Linked DNA regions of Homo sapiens: region 2 is linked to region 1. The links are chromatin loops, found by intact Hi-C in ENCODE. Cell type or tissue: HepG2. All regions are shown on one strand. Each heading gives the region's core, and the rest is flanking DNA. Links, peaks and the distances in the headings are about the cores only.

Region 1 (9,751 bases), core at 578-8,577:
GAGTTGGAATAAACATGATAGTTCCCACTCACCAGTACTCACTATGTGCCAGACACTATCTCATATTTTCAACATCTGTGGGAGTAGATATTATTAGCTCCATTTTACATATGAGGAAACTGAGGCTTAGAGAAGTTAACTTATTCAAATTCAAATAGACCAAACCAAAAGCCAGGTCTTATCAGCATACGAATCTGCCAACTAAGTGCTTTAGTTTGAGAAAATCCCGTCCCCCTTCAAATTTTATTTTTCTGTTATTTTGTGAATATTAAACTGGATAAGTAGTTTTTCACAAACTTTGCTTCAGAATGGCTCATCTAAAGAAGGATGATGGTGGGAGAGGAAAGAGTATGATGCTAAGACTGAATGTAGAGGTAAATATACCTCTCATGTCTTCCCTTAGACTCCACCCAGAGAAGCTTTGTATGTGATGGTCGACATTTGCTTATATTCTCTTTGTTAAATACTGTTTGAAATAAATTAAACATCTTCATTATTAAAATGAAGTATAAAAAGTCCACACAGTACTACCAAAGGTCTAATATAACTTCCAGCTTATATTTTCTATCAATTACCCCTTTAAAAATAAGATGCATTTTAGAAACTTTTCAATTTGATTTGCTAATATTATCATCACTTAGTTCTATCAAGCCAAAATCCTAACAAGAGAGGATCCAGAGCTTTGATCGTATAACTTTCACTGGCCTTGGAGTTAAGAGAAGTGTGAATCTTTATGAAGAAAGAGACAGCAGGGAGAGTCTAAGAAGCCTATGTAAATCAGTGATTTATCTCACAGAAAAGGTAACTGGCTTATAAAATTGTGAGGCTTATTGTTGACAAAATATACATGCAGAAAAGAGGTCAGAAAGGAGGGCATATTATAAAAATATTAGACATATACAGATTTTAAGTGTAATAAATTCCCAGACCAAGAAACAGAACATTGCCAGCAGACAAACACTTTTGCAATGAGAGATAAACTTAAAAGGTTATTCTCCCACCAAATGTAAGGATTTCTGCTGGAGTACGATGGTGTGATCATGGCTTACTGCAGCCTCAACCTCCAGGGCTCAAGTGATCTTCCCACTTCAGCCTCCCAAGTAGCTGGGACTATAAGTGTGTACCACCATGTCTGATTAATTTTTTTGAATTCTTTGCAGAAATGGGAGTCTCGCCATCTTGCCCAGGCTCATTTCAAACTCCTGAGCACAAGCGATCCTTCATCTTGGCGTCCTGAACTGCTGGGATTAAAGGTATGAGCCACCATGCCTGGCCTGCTTCAATTTTTTGACCAATAATGATATACTTCATTGCTTGAAAAGCTCAGTGATGTAGGACTTAGTATCTAACAAGACAACTTAATTTTCAGCAGTTTAAACAGTCAAGAAAATATTTGCTTCAGAACATTTTCAATAGCTTCTTTAGTTCTTTTCTAATTACTAGTATTATATTATTAAACTATACTTATTTACCAATAATTACTTTATACTAATTTAAACGCTAAACATGAATGAAAACCTCAATGCCCTCGAGGCTTTTCTTATTATGATCTAATTGTTTTTTCTATTATAATTTACTGTGTACCTGATATGTAGAAAGGTTCTTTTTGTGGCTGTTTTGGGTGGAAGAAATGAGTCATAAATAGCCTTTTCCCTCAAAAACCTATAACTGACTATTCTCAGATTGATGATGATTTAACGTAAATAGTAGAGGAAAATAATTATGTCATTTTTTTTCCTTGACTACACAGTCATATCGGTGCTCCTGATATTACTATGAAGTAAATAACTTATTAAAGGTCTCGGAGGCCCGGCGCAGTGGCTCATGCCTGTAATCCCAGCGCTTTGGGAGGCTGAGGTGGGCAGGTCACTTGAGGTCTGGAGTTTGAGATCAGCCTGGCCAACATGGTGAAACCCCATCTCTACTAAAAATACAAAAATTAGCAGGGCATGGTGGCGTGTTCCTGTAATCCCAGCTACTCGGGAGTCTGAGGCATGAGAATCGCTTGAACCTGGGAGGCTGAGTTTGCAGTGAGCCGAGATCGCACCACTGCCCTCAAACCTGGGCGACAACGCGAGACTCTGATCAGGGGGAAGAAAAAGTCTGGGAAAGTATGGAGAATATGAGAGATTTTTATTGTTGTACCTTGTACATTGAAAAAATCTATAAACATTGATAAGTTCTAATTAAAATAATGTATTTAAGGACAACTAATATTTACTTAATACCTTCTATGTGCCAGATGCTGTGCTTGGTGCTGTTGTATAAAAGGCTAATAAAAATAGACATGGAACCTGATACGGTGTTTATACTCAAACAATATTACAGAAATAGGGCCATATTACATATTTCAACTTATTCAACCTTCTTTTCTGCTGATTTACGTCCATCTTCCTTTCTAGGTTGGCTCTTATTATCTGTATCGACTATATGTGTGATCTTTTTTTTCTCCTAGATAAAAATTTGATCAATTCGGTGAGAAAAAAACTAGGAAAAAAGTATTTAATCCTTATCCTTACTCTAGCTACACCCTTGCCTCCCTTCTTCAGATTCCTGAAAAACATATCCTCTTAAGTGGTGTTCTATTGTTTGCACTTCTACATTTCTTGATGAAAAATTAACTACATATTTTTCAACTTGATAACCAAATAGGAAACATGTTATTTGTAAAATTAATATAAATTTTATGGTTTAGAGTCATAAGAAACCATGCCTATCAGTCATGCTCTATGTCTTTGGTGTAATTATAAATAATGACTATTGAAAGAAAAGAAAAACTGTCTCCTTTACATTTTAAATTATCTTTGTCCACATAAAGTAAATATATAGATTCTTAATTACGCAGTTATTTTCCTCGTGGTAGTCAGAATAATGACTTCTCAGAGATGTCCACTTCATAATCTCCAGCAATTATAAATATGTCACTTTATATAGCAAATGCATTTTGCAGACAGGATTAAGGTTAAGGACCTAGAGATGAAAAGATTATCCTGGGTTATCTGGTTGGGCCAATCTAGTCACCAGTCTATAAAAGTTGCTAATCACTGACTAAGAGTGAGTCAGAGAACAGCAATCTAAGGATTTAACCGCCATGGCTGGCTTTGAATGGAGCCATGAATCAAGGCTTAGATAATGAATCAAGGAATGCTGTGGCCTCTAGTTCTTCTCCTCCTTCTCCTCCTTCTCCTCCTTCTCCTCTTCCTCCTCCTTCTTCTTCTTCTTCCTCTTCTTCTTCCTTTTCATCCTCCTCTTCCTCTTCTTCCTCTTCCCCTTCCCCTTTACCTTTCCCTTCCTCTTCTTCTTTTCTTTCTTTCTTTCTTTCTTTTTTTTTTTTTGATACAGGGTCTAGCTCTGTCACCCAGGCTGGAGTGCAGTGGCACCATCTCAGCTTCTGCAACCTTCGCCTCCTGGGCTCAAGCAATTCTCCTGCCTCAGCCTCTTGAGTAGCTGGGATTACAGGTGCGTGCCACCATGCCTGGGTAATTTTTGTATTTTTAGCAGAGACAGGGTTTCATCATGTTGGCCAGGCTGGTCTCAAACTCCTGACCTCAGGCAATCCACCCACCTTGGCCTCCCAAAGTTCTGGGATTACTGGCGTGAGCCACCACACCCGGCCTACTAGTTCTTGAAAGCAAATGGGGATCTTGGTCCTGCCACTGTAAGGAACTGAGTTCTGCCAACAACGTGAATGAGAGGAAGTGAAAAACCAACCCTCTCAGATGTTTGAAGGACTCACAAGAAAGGGAAGGAAATAGCGGCTGGGGAAAGCAGTCACATGATACCTGCACTGATTCCCCAAACTCCCTTTAGAAATAGATGATGTCATGAAAAAATAATACGTTTACTCTTTTTTTTTTTTTTTTTTTTTTTTTGAGACAGAGTTTTGCTCTTATTGCCCAGGCTGGAGTGCAATGGCACAATCTCAGTTCACGGCAACCTTTGCCTCCCGGGTTCAAGCAATTCTCCTGCCTCAGCCTCCGGAGTAGCTGGGATTACAGGCGCCCACCACCACGCCCAGCTAATTTTTTGTATGTTTAGTAGAGACAGGGTTTCACTATGTTGGCCAGGCTGGTCTCGAACTCCTGACCTCAGGCGATCCACCCGCCTCGGCCTCCCAAAGTCCTGGGATTACAGGTGTAAGCCACTGTGCCCGGCCTCTTTTACTCTTTTCGAGATACGTATGATTAAAACAGAACATTCTTTGGTCTCTCCTACCAAAATTTATTTTCTCAAAAATGAAGGTAAATAAGTGAAAATGTGTTTTTCTTTTTTGCTTTACTACAGTTGATCTTTCCCTGCTCAATCAAATAAGAGGCAGCTGCGGTATAGTGGAAAGCAAAATAAATTCTGTTTTACTTCCTTTCTTTCCTTTTTCCCCATTCTCTCCTCACCTCCTTTCCCCCAGATTTGATCCAAAATGTATTAGAAACCAGGAGATGGAGGATTTGTGTTCTACTTGATTTACTTACTGATAGTATGACCCTCTGCAAGTCTTTTATTCTAAGCTACTCTTTCCTTTTTGATAAAATTCAGATAATAATTGCTATGCCTATCTTCTGGAGCTGTTTATTCACTTAACAAACTTATTTGTTAAGTGATATTTGATTGTTTCATGCATTACCATGTATTACACAGACTTAACCATGTGTTATGTGTTGTTATGTGCATTGGGGATACTACAGTGAATAAGACAAAGGTTACCTCTCAGGGTTCACATTTTACATTGAAAAGTGGTAATCAGGTAACACATGTAAAAACATTTCATACATTTCAACTGATACTAATTTTTCCTACCAGTCTAGTCCAGTGGTTTTCAATTTGTAGTTATTTCTATAGATAAAAGCTTTATAAAAGAGAGCAATATCTGAAAAGTTAAGTAAAGAATTGTCCCAGTAAAAAAGTATCCCTCCTACACAATATATAGTGGCCCCTGACAGACCTTCCAGAAACACCATAGGTTCCTCAGAGCAGAGTTTAAGTGAAAACTACTGGTCAAGTGGATAAAATAGTAACTCATGGTTTTACCCTAGCAACAAATTCATAATTACTTTGATTCATCTTATCAAATTGTGGATTGGTTGCAAATGCTTATAGATATCTGGACATCAAATAAAAATAAATAAAACAAATATATATATAAAAATCAATTCATTTTAAAATTTTTAGTACTAATACAAAATAAAAATAATTTTCATAAAGCACATAATCAGAAACCATAATAGCCTGGTTAAATACTTTCTATACAATCTATATCCATCAGAAGTGAAACAGAAAGCTAGTAGTTAACATTTTTGTTGATATGAAATATATATATTATATATGAAATATAAATATATTTATATTATATTTATAATATATATATAATGGTGCTACATTCTAAAACACATTACTGGCATGAATGTAGTGTATGAAAAATTAATGTTAGATAGAGAATATAATCTTGAAACCAAAAGAGAAAGCTGTACTTTTTGACTATCTAGTCCCTCTTGTGACAAAATAATGGTATGACATGGCTTATATGATATATGCATTTAAAACAACCCACGTTTTCCATTCTGAAATATTCTGTAAGTAAAGTAGATTAAGGATATAGAATATTTATCAATTTAATACAATCACAATGATTAGATTGTTTATTTTAAATGAAACTAATTTTCACACGAAAATCTAAACTTCCTATGTGAAACAGGATTTTCTTTAACATTTATAATCTTGGATAACTCCATTTCTAAAGGTATTTTACATTCCAAAAAACAGCAGGTGGAAAAATGTTTTTAAACTTTTTATTGAGAATCACTTCACACATACAGAACCTATACATTTGTCTATGCTCAATTTAAAGAGAGTAAAAATGAACAGCCCTATTCCCAGCCCCCAGCATAAGAAATAGAGCATTACCACTACTTTAGAAATTCTGGTATTCCTTCTCCCAAACTGCAGCTGTCTCATGGCTCAGTCCCAGAGTAATCCATAGACTAAATTTTGGTCTAATAATTCCCTTGATTTCCTTCATAATCTTAGAATCTATATGTATTCTTCAAAAATCTGTTGTTTTCTTGATAGTTCCAGAATTGTACTTAAAAGGAATTGAGTACGATGAACAATGTACAGCATTGTGACTATAGTTAATAATGTTGATATTAACATGTAAATAATGTAAATATTAATTATTGTGTTATTAATGATGTTAATAATAATGTATACTTGAAATTTGCTAAGAGCAGATCTTAAGTGTTCTCACCAAAACAAAAAACAAAAAACGGTAGCTGTCAGGTGATAGATATGTGAGTGTGGTATCATTTCACAATGTGTACATATATCAGAACATACTGTACACCCTAAATTTATACAATTTATATTGTCAATCATAGCTCCATCAAGCTGGGACAAAAATTATATATGAATTTTTCTCCACTTCTTTCAGCAAATATTATGTGTTTTGAGATTTCTCCAAGATGACATGTGGAGCTGTAGTTCCTTTATTTTACTGCTGTATAATATTTCATTGTGTGAATACACAACCATTTGTTTATCCATCCTACTGTAGATGGAAATTTGAGGTATTTCCTCTACTTGTTGTTGTTATGTACTGTTCAGCTGTACCTGCCTTTGGTGTTCAAGTAAGGATTCCTCTACAATATATTCCCAGTAGTATAATTGACAGCTATGCTTATACTTAATTTTATTACATAGTGTCATATTATTTTCCAAAGTTATTGTACAAATTTACGAACTCAAGAGCAGTGTATGATAGTTCCTATTATTTCAAATTTATGCTAATCCTTGTATTGTGGGATTTTTAATTTTGCCAGCCTAATGCTTTGGTAATCATATCCCACTGTGGTTTTAATTTACTTTCCCTGAATACTAATGATGTTGCTCAGCTTTTCATTTGTTTATTGGCCACTTGGATTTCTTCTTTTGAAAGTGCCTGTTTGAATCTGCTGCCTGTTTTTCTAATGTTTTTTTTTTCTTTTAAACATTTATCTGTAGGAGGGCTTTGAATACTCTGAATATTAGACTTTGAGAGTTATAAATTTCAAATATCTACTCCCATCTGTGATTCATCTTCTTTATTGTGATTTTTTAAAAAATCTTTGATGTGGTTTTAAAACATCAATATTTTTGCATCTCATGTAATAAATCACCTCTACCCTAATATTATGAAGATATTCTCCTATGTCATAAAATATTTTTGTAGTTTTGCCTTTTACATTTCAGTTTTTAATACGTTGAAATTAATTTTTGCAAGGCACAGTGGCTCATATCTGTACGACCAGCTACTTGGAAGATTGAGGAGGGAGTATCCCTTGAGTCCAGGAGTTCCGATCAGATTGAGCAATATAAAGAGACCCCGTCACAAAACAAAATAAACAAGAAAAAATTTAATTTGTATTTATGGGGTGAGTAAAAAATCATGTTTCTTTTTAAAAAAATCTATATTCATGCCTAATGATTCAGAAATTTTAGATTCAGCTCGTCAAGTTCTATAGAAATCCTATTGCTGCTTTGACTAGAATTGTATTGAATCCAGGTATAATTCATTTAGGGAAGAATTGAAATCTTTATGATATTGAGTCTTACTATCCAAGATCATTTATTTAGAGTGTTTTTAATGTCTTCAAATAAATTGTTAAAATGTTCTCCAAAAGACCTTTTTGTGGTTGTAAGTGGCATCATTTAAGAATATATGTTGTAGGCATTTTTTAATGGTGTCCCTTACTTGGTTAAAAAAAGTTTCCTTCTATTATTAATTTACTAGTGATTTCAATCATAGGTGGGGGTTTAGCTTTATTGAATGCTTTTTCTGAATCTATAGAGATGATGTGATTTATATCTTCAATTTGTTAACTCCATTAATTGATTTTCAAAGTAAATTAAGCTTATATTGTATTTTTGTGATAAACAACATGATAATGGTATTTTTTTTTAAATACATTGCTATTTGTTTTGCTATTTTTTTTGGTAGGAATTTTCTATCTGTAGTCATTAATGAGGCTGTCCTACAATTTTCTTTTCTTGTTCTCTCCATATGTGGTTTTGGTGTTTAGATAATGTTATTCTCATTAAATGAGTTGAGAATTGCACCTTCTTTTTGGTTATCCTTCTGTTATTTATTTAATCACATTGTAGTTTGAGAACATGTTTTGTATGATAACCATGCCTTTAAAACTTGTAAGGCTTATGTTACAGAATAGCACTTCGTTGAAAATTTCCATGTCTAGATGTTGTTTGATTGTTCTTAATAGGTGTTTCGGGTGTCATTAAAACTTTTTTTCCTTCCATTTGTTGGATACAATAACTTTTAATGATCCTGTTTATAGTTTCGAGTTCCAAGAAAAGAAACTTGGAATCAGAGTGTGGAAAATGTTCCTTAAAATCAATAGTCTGATTTCACTACTACAACTTAAAGGGGCACTAAAATGCTAGTCCTCCTTTAAGAAAGGCACAGAGCTGGCCAGGCGCGTTGGCTCACGCCTGTAATCCCAGCGCTTTGGGAGGCCGAGGCGGGTGGATCACGAGGTCAGGAGATCGAGACCATCCTGGCTAACATAGTGAAACCCCGTCTCTACTAAAAATACAAAAAAAATTAGCCGGGCGTGCTGGCGAGCGCCTGTATTCCCATCTACTCGGTAGGTAGGCTGAGCCAGGAGAATGGCGTGAACCCGGGAGGCGGAACTTGCAGTAAGCCGAGATCGCGCCACTGCACTCCAGCCTGGGCGACAGAGCAAGGCTCCGTCTCAAAAAAAAAAAAAAAAAAAAAAAAAAAAAGTCAAGGCACAGAGCTCCACCAACTTTGAGTTCTATCCAAAATGAGAGAAAACAGAAATAGCTAAAAAAGAATGTTCTTTCAAATAGTTCAGTAATTTAGATTAGTAAAACAGGGAAGTTAATTATTATAGTATAAACCTTACATGAGTGTACTAGCCAGGCTCCAAGGTGGAACCCAATAATTCTACCATTATGTAGTCTCCTTCCACATTGAATAGGGCTGACTTCTCTAATCAATAGACTATTGTGGAAATGACACTGTTGGAAGTAATGAAAGCTATTGCAGCTTCTGCCTCACTTTGTTGGATCACTTATTCCGGCGGCAGCTGGCTGCCATTTCCTAAGTGCATGCTAACAACCCTTTAGAGAGGTTTACATGGCAAAGAGCTAAGGCCTCTCGCCAACAGCCAGTGAGGAACAGAGACTTCCTGCCTTCAGCCAAGTGAGTGGGCCATTTTGGAAGTGAATACTCCAGCCTCAGTATAACTTTCAGATAACTGAAGCCCTGGCCAACATTTTCACTGTAACCTTGAGAGAGACCCTGAGCTGGAAAAAAATGAGTCAAGCTTTTCCTGGATTTCCGATGCACAAAAAGTGTGTGAGAACAAAAATGTTTATTGTCGTCAATTTTAGGTAATTGTTGCATAGCAATAGATATCTAATACCATGAGATTCACAGTGCTCTGAGATTCCGTGAGAGAAGAGACCACACCCAATTTGGGGGTTCTAGAAAAAACTTAGAAAACTTAGGAAAAACTTAAGGAGCATGTAGAAAAAATAAATGATCATCCATGAATCCTGCAATCTTGGTTACTGCAATTTAAAATTAAAATGCAAAACTAAAATGTTTACATTAGGATAGATATCACTATATACAACCTTGGAAGGACTGACATGTGAGAACAGACCAAGCTGAAGGACTTGGCAAGAACCTGTGAAGGATGAGAAGGAAAATAATCAAAGTGTACAAAACCATGTT
Region 2 (9,751 bases), core at 745-8,744, 110 kb before region 1:
CTTTGGTCACACGGCAACAAAGTGGCAGTGCCAGGACATCTACACAAATATTCTAAAGCCAGGGCCAATGCTCTTTCTACTACTACATGTTGTCACTCTATTTATTAACCGCATTTTTCAAAATGTCAATTTTATATTGATATGTGAATTCACAAATCATATATTCACAAGTATGTACTTTAATATAACATGCATAGCTTAGATTTACTTTTCATCACCACATGGAAAAAAAGATTCAGAAAAATTCACAATGTGATCTCATTTATACCACAGTTGCCTGGGAAAACTGTTCAAGTCCCTATCCTAGGAGCAAGAATAGATTCCTTCTACGCACCCCAGATAAATCTACAACCATTGTGTCCCTCCTACAACAAGAGGCTAGGAAAAAGGTTCAAACCTCTCTTTTTCCTCCTACAGACGCAGCAGTCTACTAATTCCTGGCAGCCTATCTTACTTAACATGCCCGAAACTTCACTGATCACCCAGGCATCATTTGCCTAAAGAAATCCTTCAGGATGTATGGATGGTGAAGCCAAGTGACTGTGCTCTCTCCCCACCTAAGCCCTAAGAAACCAGCCTCAAGCTACCACTAAAAAAAGAAAACTGAAGGAGCATAAATGAGAGGTATTACTCACTCTCTTGTTCCTGCAGGCTGTGAGCCAGGGTGTGGTCCTCCAGGACAGCAAAATCTCGGCATACTAGAGTAGATGGAGGAAAAACAGACAGGAAGGCTCATTAGTAATACTTTAACATACAAAGGAAAGGATTTTTTTTTTTTACTTTAAAAAAAATCAATTCTAATATTTCAGAATGACACACTTTATAATTCTCAATGCATAAAATAGTGACTAGTTAAGTATGCAGTCTTTAGTCACAAAAATCTATAGTGCCTGCTTAGTGCCAAGCACAGGGTGTCACAAAATACTGGTTAGCCTTGGCCCCTGGCCTGAGGTGAGAACATTTACAGAATCAGATTCCAGAGGTCTAGAAATTCCAATCCACTTCTATAAATGGAGGGTTAAGTGCTGCTGAAATAACAGACGTATCAGTCATGCTTTGCATATTGCTACTGAGAGAGAACTGAGTTACTGCATAATTAGAGGTGTTAAAAGAAATCTAATCTATGCTTCCCTGTGGTTCAGACGATCCTCTCCCAGCAATTTATGTCTACCCTGGCGTCTTTCAAGAAAAAATATATTTTCACTAGTCCCTCAGGTAGGGGCAGAGCTCTACTTTAAAAATTCTTAATTTCTTAAACATTCTTCAGTGGGTCAATCCCCAGGGACATGAGTTAGAACTAGGTCTCTAGGTCCCTCTAAACCTTGGGCTGCCCCAAAATAATCTACAAACCAAAAGAAAATGGGAACCCTGAAGGAAACCAGGAATCTGCCCCAACTCTGCCTCCACCTGAAGAGCCAGGCAAGGGCATTTCCTGACCTGTCTTCTCAGAAGCAAAATGGGAAGAAATGGTCTTGAAGAAATGGTTTGGGGTAAACAATGGTATCCATGTTTACCCCAAGCTGCAATTTAAACTCCTGCTTCGTAAACATACAAACAGACAAAACATGAAGGATTCATCATGTAAAGTGCTGTTTTAAGGACGTGTAGTTTAGGTGATATGTTCTCACTCTATTCCAAGCATGTAATTCATGTTAAAAAAAGGAAATTCCCCAAAGCCTCAGATTACTGCAATTGAGTAGGACTCATGAAACATTCCCCAGGGCTTAGGAAAAGTGATAGATTTCTTTCCGAAGCTTTGGATTTGCCTATGAGGACACTTAACTGAAACAGAATGAAAAACGTTCCTTTGCCGTTCTTTGCACTTATGTATGTTCACATATACACTCAACATTAGTTGTGTCCTTCACGACTGAGGGATAATGCCACAAAAAGGGAGGGAGATCTTGGGGAGGTCAAGATTATTTTGAAATGGTTTTATAATGGAGGAATAATTCTTGCCCAAGAACTATATTCAACTGGATACAACCTGCTTAATCCTCGCTCAAACATAACAGCAAAACCAGTAATTCGAACAGAAAGCCCTGTTCTTTTTCATCAGCTTTTCATATTCTCAACCGATTCTAATATCTTGAAGCCCAGGTCCTAGTTACCTTATGTTTCACAGAATAAAAGTAGTTTCAAGATGAGCTAGATAACACCCTCATTTAATAAGTGAGGAAACTGAAAGCCAGAAGGAAGAAGGGGTTTTCTAAGGCTGTACAGAGTTCACTGGTGACAGGGCTTGGGGGTCAACATCTAAGCCAGCAAGAGCTCAAGAGCTCCTTCCCCTTCCCTGACACAATGATGGCCCTCCTTCCCTCCAGGTAAATCATGGTAAGAATAGACAGAAAGAAAATATTCTACATTAACCATCGCATATTCTCTAAAACACTTCAATTAATTAATATCTAATTTTTAAATGGGTAAGACATACACGGACTTAATTTACAAAAATTAATGAATTAGCTAAAATAAATATAATCAAATCTTGTGTAAAGAATGTTATTTTAATGTATTGACCTATCATTTAAAACACCTTTATTATACTGGAAAAGCTTGTGCTTATATATTAAAAGTCAGTCTTAATTTTAGATTAATTATGATTAGATCAAATTTAAGATTACTCTTAATGATTTTCAAATTATGGGTGGCAATCTATTATTAGGTCAAAAAATCAATTTACTAAGCCTGAGAAAGGCATTTTAAAAGTCAATAGTCTAGAGAATAACAGAGGACAGTTGGCTCTCATAGCCCTGAGTTTTGGATTCATGGATTAAATCAACCACAAATAAAAAATATTCAGGAAAAAAAAATGTGGCTGTACTGAATACATACAGACATTTTTTCTTATCATTGTTTCCTAAATGAACGGTATTAGGTAGTATAAGTAATCTACAGACAATGTGAAGTATACAGTAGAATATGTATGAATTATATGCAAATACTACCCCATTTTATATTAGGGGCTGAAGTATCCATAGATTTTTAGTATCCATGTGAGGTCTTGGAACCACCTCTACACCCCACCCCACAAATACGAAGGGACTAGTATAAATCACACACAGTACAGGAAACTAGTTTGGGGAAACTTTTCCCGTATTATATATAAACATCACAGAAATATATACATACAGAGATGATAGGTACTAGGTCAAAATGTAAAACACACATCATTCTATAGATTACAAAAAGCTTAAAAGCCACTTCAATTTATGTTATTAGGTCAGAACGTTACGCCAAAAATATGTTTTCTATGTTTCTAATACCATGCTAACTAAAATTAAAAATTATGAAATTATTACATTTTTCCATGTGGAGAATCATGTGAAGAACTACAATAATTTTAAAAATATTTCTTAACTTCAGTCAGCAGAACATTAAACATTAAAATATAGTTTGTAGATAGATATACCTATGGTTAAAAAAAATTTTTTTAATAATATGGCACTGACACAAACTTAACTCCAAACAGTAGTTCTCTCTCCAGAGAGACGAAGAGGGGCATGAGTGCCTTAGCTGCATGAGCCATTCTGCTTCAAAAGCAAAAAGAGAAAAGATACACAATAAGGCAAAATATTAACATTTGATGTGGGTGGTAGGTTCATGGGTTTTTCTATTTCCTGTGCTTTTTAAATGTCTTACATATTACATTTTAAGTTCTATAATTAAATTCACTTATTTCATGTTGTCAACAGCACATATTGCTAAACCATGAACATGAAGATATGGTTTGACACATTATAACAGGTGTGAGAAATTTCCGAATTGCTGATTACCTTGATGACTCCTCATAATGATTTCTTACTATCTCAACAGCAAGACTGAAGTATATTCTATTATTGCAATTTGTCCCTGAATCTGCAGAAGCTGAACTAGTACCCAAAAGATATGAGGAGGGCCTGAGCTAGAAGGGGATCTGGAAGATTTTCAATGATTATGAGGAAGTACATGAACACATACACACAGAGAGTTGTATTGTCAAATACACTGACTTTGCCCTTCGGAGGTTACTAGGAGTTTCCAAACATATAATCTCATTTATACTGAAATATTACTTGCCCAATATATAATTTCTTCTGAACCCACTCTAATTTTTTTCAAGATTTGCCTCTGTATTCCCTCCATCAGTATTCTAGCACAACCTGGAAAACAATCACATATTCAGTCAACTTTGTAAATCAGTAACCAGATTGAGAATTACTGAAACTATTTCACAGCCAGGCCACGCTCAGAGCATGAAGAGAACTTTTCTCCTTTTCTAACCTCCTCTGCCTTCGATGTAAACAGCATAAACAGCCTACTGAGGATAAACGGCATACACTCATCTTCCCACCTTTCTCTGTGGGCACATTTAAGGTGAACCACCTTTCACCCTCCCATTTCTCAAACTTTTTGCCTCCCATGTTCACCTTCACTCATTCAGAACTCAGGCTGACCTTCTTGCCGTAAGCCAACTCTATCAACATCTTCTACTAGTCCCAGTCTGCTATTAAAATGAGCTTCCCACCATAGTCAATTACACAACTATTCTTTGTTCCCACCAGATCTCAATGGTCCCGTAGGCTCTCCCCTCTGCCCAGACATTTTCCCAGTGTTAGGGATGGTGGCTAAGTCTCTTTTGAACATTAAAAGCCGTACAACTCTGCCTCATTGCTTAGAAGAGCATTAACAGAAAGAAATGCACTTTGCTCTGAAATTCGAGCACACAGCTGCTTCCCTATCCAGCTGCAAGCTCTTCATAGCAGGGACTTTGTGGGTGTACTTTCTGCACCTTCCACACAATGTGTGCTCGTTAATTGAAAGAAGTTAAAAAAAAAAAAATAAAGCTGGATCATAAAGTCAAACAAGAGTAGGAGAAAGGAAGAAAATAATGTCATAAACAGAATTAAACTCTGCTATTATGACAGCATAACACACTAATATGTCAAACATCATTTAAACAAATTTAGTAATAAACAAACTACATAAAACTAGAACCCTATCCCCATTCTCATTAAAGGAGTTTCAATATGTTAATCTAAATATAGGCATATCTTGGAGATACTGCAGGTTTGGTTCCAGACCACTGCAATAAAGCAAATATTGCAATAAAATGAATCACACGATTTTTTGGTTTCCTAGTACATATAAAAGTTATGTTTACACTATAGTCTATTAATATAGTCTATTGATAGTCTATTAAATGTACGATGGAATTCAGTCTAAACAGGTTATGTACATATCTAAATTTAAAAACACATTATTACTAAGAAATGCTTGCTACACACCTTCAATTTGTAAAACACATAGTTTGTCCAAAGCGCAGTAAAGCAAAGTGCAATAAAATGAGGGATGCCTGTATATACAGTGAATTAATTTACAATAGGCCAAGCAGGTCTTAGAAATGGAAAGGAGGACTGGCTGACATACATAAATACATACATATATATACCCCCCATCCATTTCCTTAAAGAATGATTTTCATTGAGTTGTTGATCTCCCCCTAAATACATGAATGGCATAGTATGCACCTAATCAACACCATTTACTCAATAAACATGTGTTGAACTCTATTTCAGGATGAATGAGTCATCTCCAAGCCATCACTGAGATGAAATATCAGAGAGGAAAACAGGTATAATGTAAGTTAATAAACACTGTACTAAAGACAATTAGTTGTACTAAAGAAAATTCTTTGAAGTCATAAACACTGGAACAGTTATGCTTGTTATGAACTGGGGGTGGATGTAAGAAGTGGGGGTGATTTAAACAGAATGTATCAAGAAACCGTGTATCAAGAAACCTTAAAGTAATTAACACGAAATGTATCTCAAGGTAAGTTAAAATTCCTATGCACAGAAGCGGTAAACATTCTTGGCAAAGGGGTCAATTATGGAAAAAGACAAAAAGATGAAAACCCACAGGCCATCCTGGAGTTGTGTGTGTCCGGAGCACAGAAGCCCCAAAGAGAATTACAGCAAGAGATGGGATAGGAAAGACCCTGTGCACCCTCATAAGGAATTGGTTCTTTTTTTACATAGGCTTCCTGGTATACAACTTACCTGAAATGTACCAAAGAAAATCTGGTGATTTACCACCCCACTCCACCTCACGCCAACCAAACTCTATCTCTTATATTTTTTCTCTTCTTGCATTTGCTTCCGAAGTCTCTCATTTTTGTTTTCGCCTTATTGTTTCTCCTCACACACCTTTTTTCAGGTACATCTACTTGCCAACTTTACCCCTCCAGCTCCAGACACAGCCCACTCCCCAATTCCCTACCAATAACTGTAGGAGCATTCTATGAACTTTGAAGCAGAACTACTTGTTCTCCTTCTACAGGTAACACCCTTGTCTGCCCTCCCCTTGGCAATCAGTAGAAAAATAGAGACAAAATTTGTATATTTTAATAATTCAACACTTTAAAAGGAAACTGATCAACATTGATTTGAATGTCTCTTAAAATTCCAGCCCAAATGACATCAAATTTGGAGGCCTAAAACAGCCTTTAAAAAATTCTTTTCTTAGTCATTAACAGTACTAGATTAAGATCTCCTCAGCTTTCACCAACAAAGAAATAAGTAAACTCTGAGCATTTTTCATAAAACGTATTTCAGATTGTTATTTTAAAAAGCTCATTTACAGCAAGTTTCTCTCCTTCTCACTCAGAAACAAAATATTCTTTTTAAAGACTGTTTCAAAGAGGTGATTCAGATTTACAAGTGATGGGGTAAGAGTCTTTAGAATCCCCTTATCTTTTTCTCAGGGACAAAGAGAAGTGCCCCCTCCCAACCCCTGCCACATCCCCCACATACACACATACCCCTAAAGGGCAGCAGGAATTTTGTTTACTCTTCCACTAAAGGAACACAGTCTCAAATTTTGGCCAAGAATCAGGAACTTAACTTGTATTTATACTGGCAATGCCGGTGAGAAAAAAACTTAGTGGGGGACATTTTGCTAAACTAACTCTGCTCAAAAGTTTAAAAGCTCTGCACAAGATTAACCAAATCTAAACAGTGAACAGCACTCCTGCTATCAAGAACTCCTTCTTTCACCTCAGTCAAGTATGCAGAATGAGTACCTATCTATCACCCCATTTCAACCAAAGCCAGAATTTTCTGATTCCATGAACGGCTACACGTTCCTTTCACACATTATCCAAATAATGTGCACATTCCCAGTGCTTTCCCAACTAATTCTACATAAACTAAAAAGGAAGTGAAAAAAAAGCCATTTCCTTTCCGTTGTTCTTTTACCTACATCCTAAGACTTTCGGAAATTACAATTGCCATGATTCATCTTTAAAAGCTTCCATCCACATAAAAATGCCTGGATTAATACCACATTAACTAGAGGCTATTTCTTTCACCTGTGTCTGTTTTCCCTTTTATAGAATGGTAGAATTTTGTGAATTATTCTTTTTATGTAAATGCTATGAGTAGCAGAGGGACTATATACTCTGCTTTGAAAGCAGGGATTATGCTTGCTTTCCTTTGTTCTGTATACATGAAAACATCTACTATGAACAAGAAAGATATTCAAGAGATACATTTTGTCTTGTGAAAGTTTGGTAATAACAGACAGCCACAACTGAAATTTATACAGCACTTCATAAATTACAATGCACTTTCACATTTATTCCTCCTAACCATCTGAGGATAAAGGCTTTATCAACATCCCCATTTTACTTATGAGGAAACTAAGGCTCAAGAGAAATAAAACGGCTTGAATAAGACTACCCAACAAATAAAACAAATGAACTGGAAATCAAATCCACCTCTTCTTGCCCCAGATATTTCTGCTTAGAGTATCAGGAAAAAAAAAGGGAGGGGGGGGGTATTATTAAATACTAGTTAAAATAAGATAAATGGGCATTAAGTTCTTTAAAATCAAGGATAAAAGTAATTTTTAGTAAAGATGGTACATGTATTCAGAAAGTGGTTTCCATGTCCCCCAAAATGCAAATAAAAATGAGACCTAGTTTACTTTGCCTCACTGTCTCCCAAGAATAGACTTCTAGCAATCACAGTCGGCCTATATTTACACCTGAAAAAACAGGAATAAAAAGTTTCTTAATTGTATAAATTTAAGGGTTTCAAGTGCAGCTTAGTTATATGGATATACTGTCTAGTAGTGAAGTCTGGGCTTTTACCGTAATCACCACCTGAATAATGTACACTGTACTTCATTAAGTACCTTCTCATCTCTCACCCTCTTCCCACCACCCCATCCTTCCGATTCTTTCACAGTGTTTCCTAAGTGACCTACAGGAAACCCTAGGTAGTGACTACAGTGAAAAATTCTAAGGGAAATCTCTCTTTGGGACCTACCACTTGCCCTCATCTCTCTAACCCTCTTTTCAACATCCACAAGTTTCCCTCCATTTGGGAAGAGAAGATATTGTTCAATTTTAGACTCATGTGTCTAAGATATATTAATGACACTTTGAAATAATAAACGTATTTTGTAAAACTTTTACGCTACCCTACAAAAGAAATGTCTCCCTAATCTGTTAGAGTTTCTTCTCTTTATTAAAAGTTCTAATAAAATTACCACAGTAAAAGAGAAATGGGATTCAGAGAAACTGAATAGATCTTATCCTAATGAAAAATCCTCTACATTCTCAACCCCAGCAATCTTTATATAGAGATCAACAAAATGACATCAATATCACTACCGCCAATATCATTAGCAAAACCAACCCCCTCCTCCACCCCCATCAGCAGGGCAAGTAGGGAGCTTAGAGATGCTTGGCTATAGACAGCAGACACGCTCTTATGCTCACTCAAATACCCCAATTATGAGCCCCATAAAAGCAAACTTAGTTCTGAGTTGCTGATCACTGATAGCTAAAATTTCTCACTTTCAGGCTCAAGGCTGAAAACAAAAGAACACTTAAGTAATACGTGAGCAATTCATTTACTACAGAACAAAGGGTAACACAAACTTTTGATCCTTCTCCATTTTTTAGTGTTCTAAAATTTTCATGCCATTGAAATTAACAAAATCTAAACACAGTATGACAGTGGGAGGGTAGTGGCATCTAATTTTGGCTGAAGCTAAGCAAATAATCTACATAGGTGTTCCATCTTCATTTATTTTGTTACTAGTCAAAGCAATCAATGGCAGGGCTACTTTTCTAATTAAGTCTCCAAATTCCCTGTTCTTTCCAATATGCCATGATATTCCACCTGTCTGGGAGATAGATGATCCTTCTAAACAGAGATCCATAATACAATTAAATCAGATGCACTGTCTTGTAGTTATTATCCTTAGTATAATAATCCCACTACTAGACTGTCCACAAAGTCGACACAGAATTTTTGCAATTTCTTTGTGAAAGACAAACATTTTCACTCTACACCTTATACAGATGACTAAGGAACCAAGCAATATTTACCAATATTTCATCTGTTTAGAGATTCTTATGGTTATTGGTTTTGGTCTCTGTTTTTGGTTGCTTGGTTGTTGTGAGAATGAAACACAGAGAATGGGAGAGGCTTGCAAATGGGAAAGAAGCTTAGTCACCATTATTACACAGATGATGGTGGGGGAATCTCTGTGTTCCATCTGCCCAAAGCACCCAACCACCCCTCTACCATCTAGAAAATTCACAATCAACCTACAAGACCCCCATTCAAATGTCACCTATGTAGCTGACTCACAAACATACAGCAGACTCATCTATCATTTTCTTTCAGTGCTTTCATAGCACGTAGTTTACAGGATAGAACTGTAGCACTAATTATATCATTAAAAATTTTTACTC

What was found. Hi-C counts contacts between places; a loop is a spot of excess contacts. Peaks named below come from ENCODE experiments on the same cell type or tissue, not always from the same donor. Only the 100,000 strongest peaks of a DNase experiment are listed, where the experiment ranks them.
Region 2: a loop joins it to region 1, with 2.8 times the contacts of the local background. A loop is called at or near these places in 2 of 110 quality-filtered maps.

Annotation. Positions count from the first base shown.
Region 1 is chr3:191,240,189-191,249,939 of GRCh38, reverse strand. All of the region lies in intron 3 of OSTN (osteocrin), which reads right to left. Among named protein-coding and RNA genes, the nearest start is that of OSTN-AS1, 10 kb to the right of the region's middle. In HepG2, for the core only: a CTCF peak has its summit at 5,483; no DNase peak of the experiment used is centred there.
Region 2 is chr3:191,348,035-191,357,785 of GRCh38, reverse strand. CCDC50 (coiled-coil domain containing 50) reads right to left here. Exons shown (of 12, transcript NM_178335.3): 2 at 636-698. Among named protein-coding and RNA genes, the nearest start is that of UTS2B, 22 kb to the right of the region's middle. In HepG2, for the core only: no CTCF peak of the experiment used is centred there; a DNase peak (open chromatin) is centred at 4,695; H3K4me3 peaks cover 1,274 bases.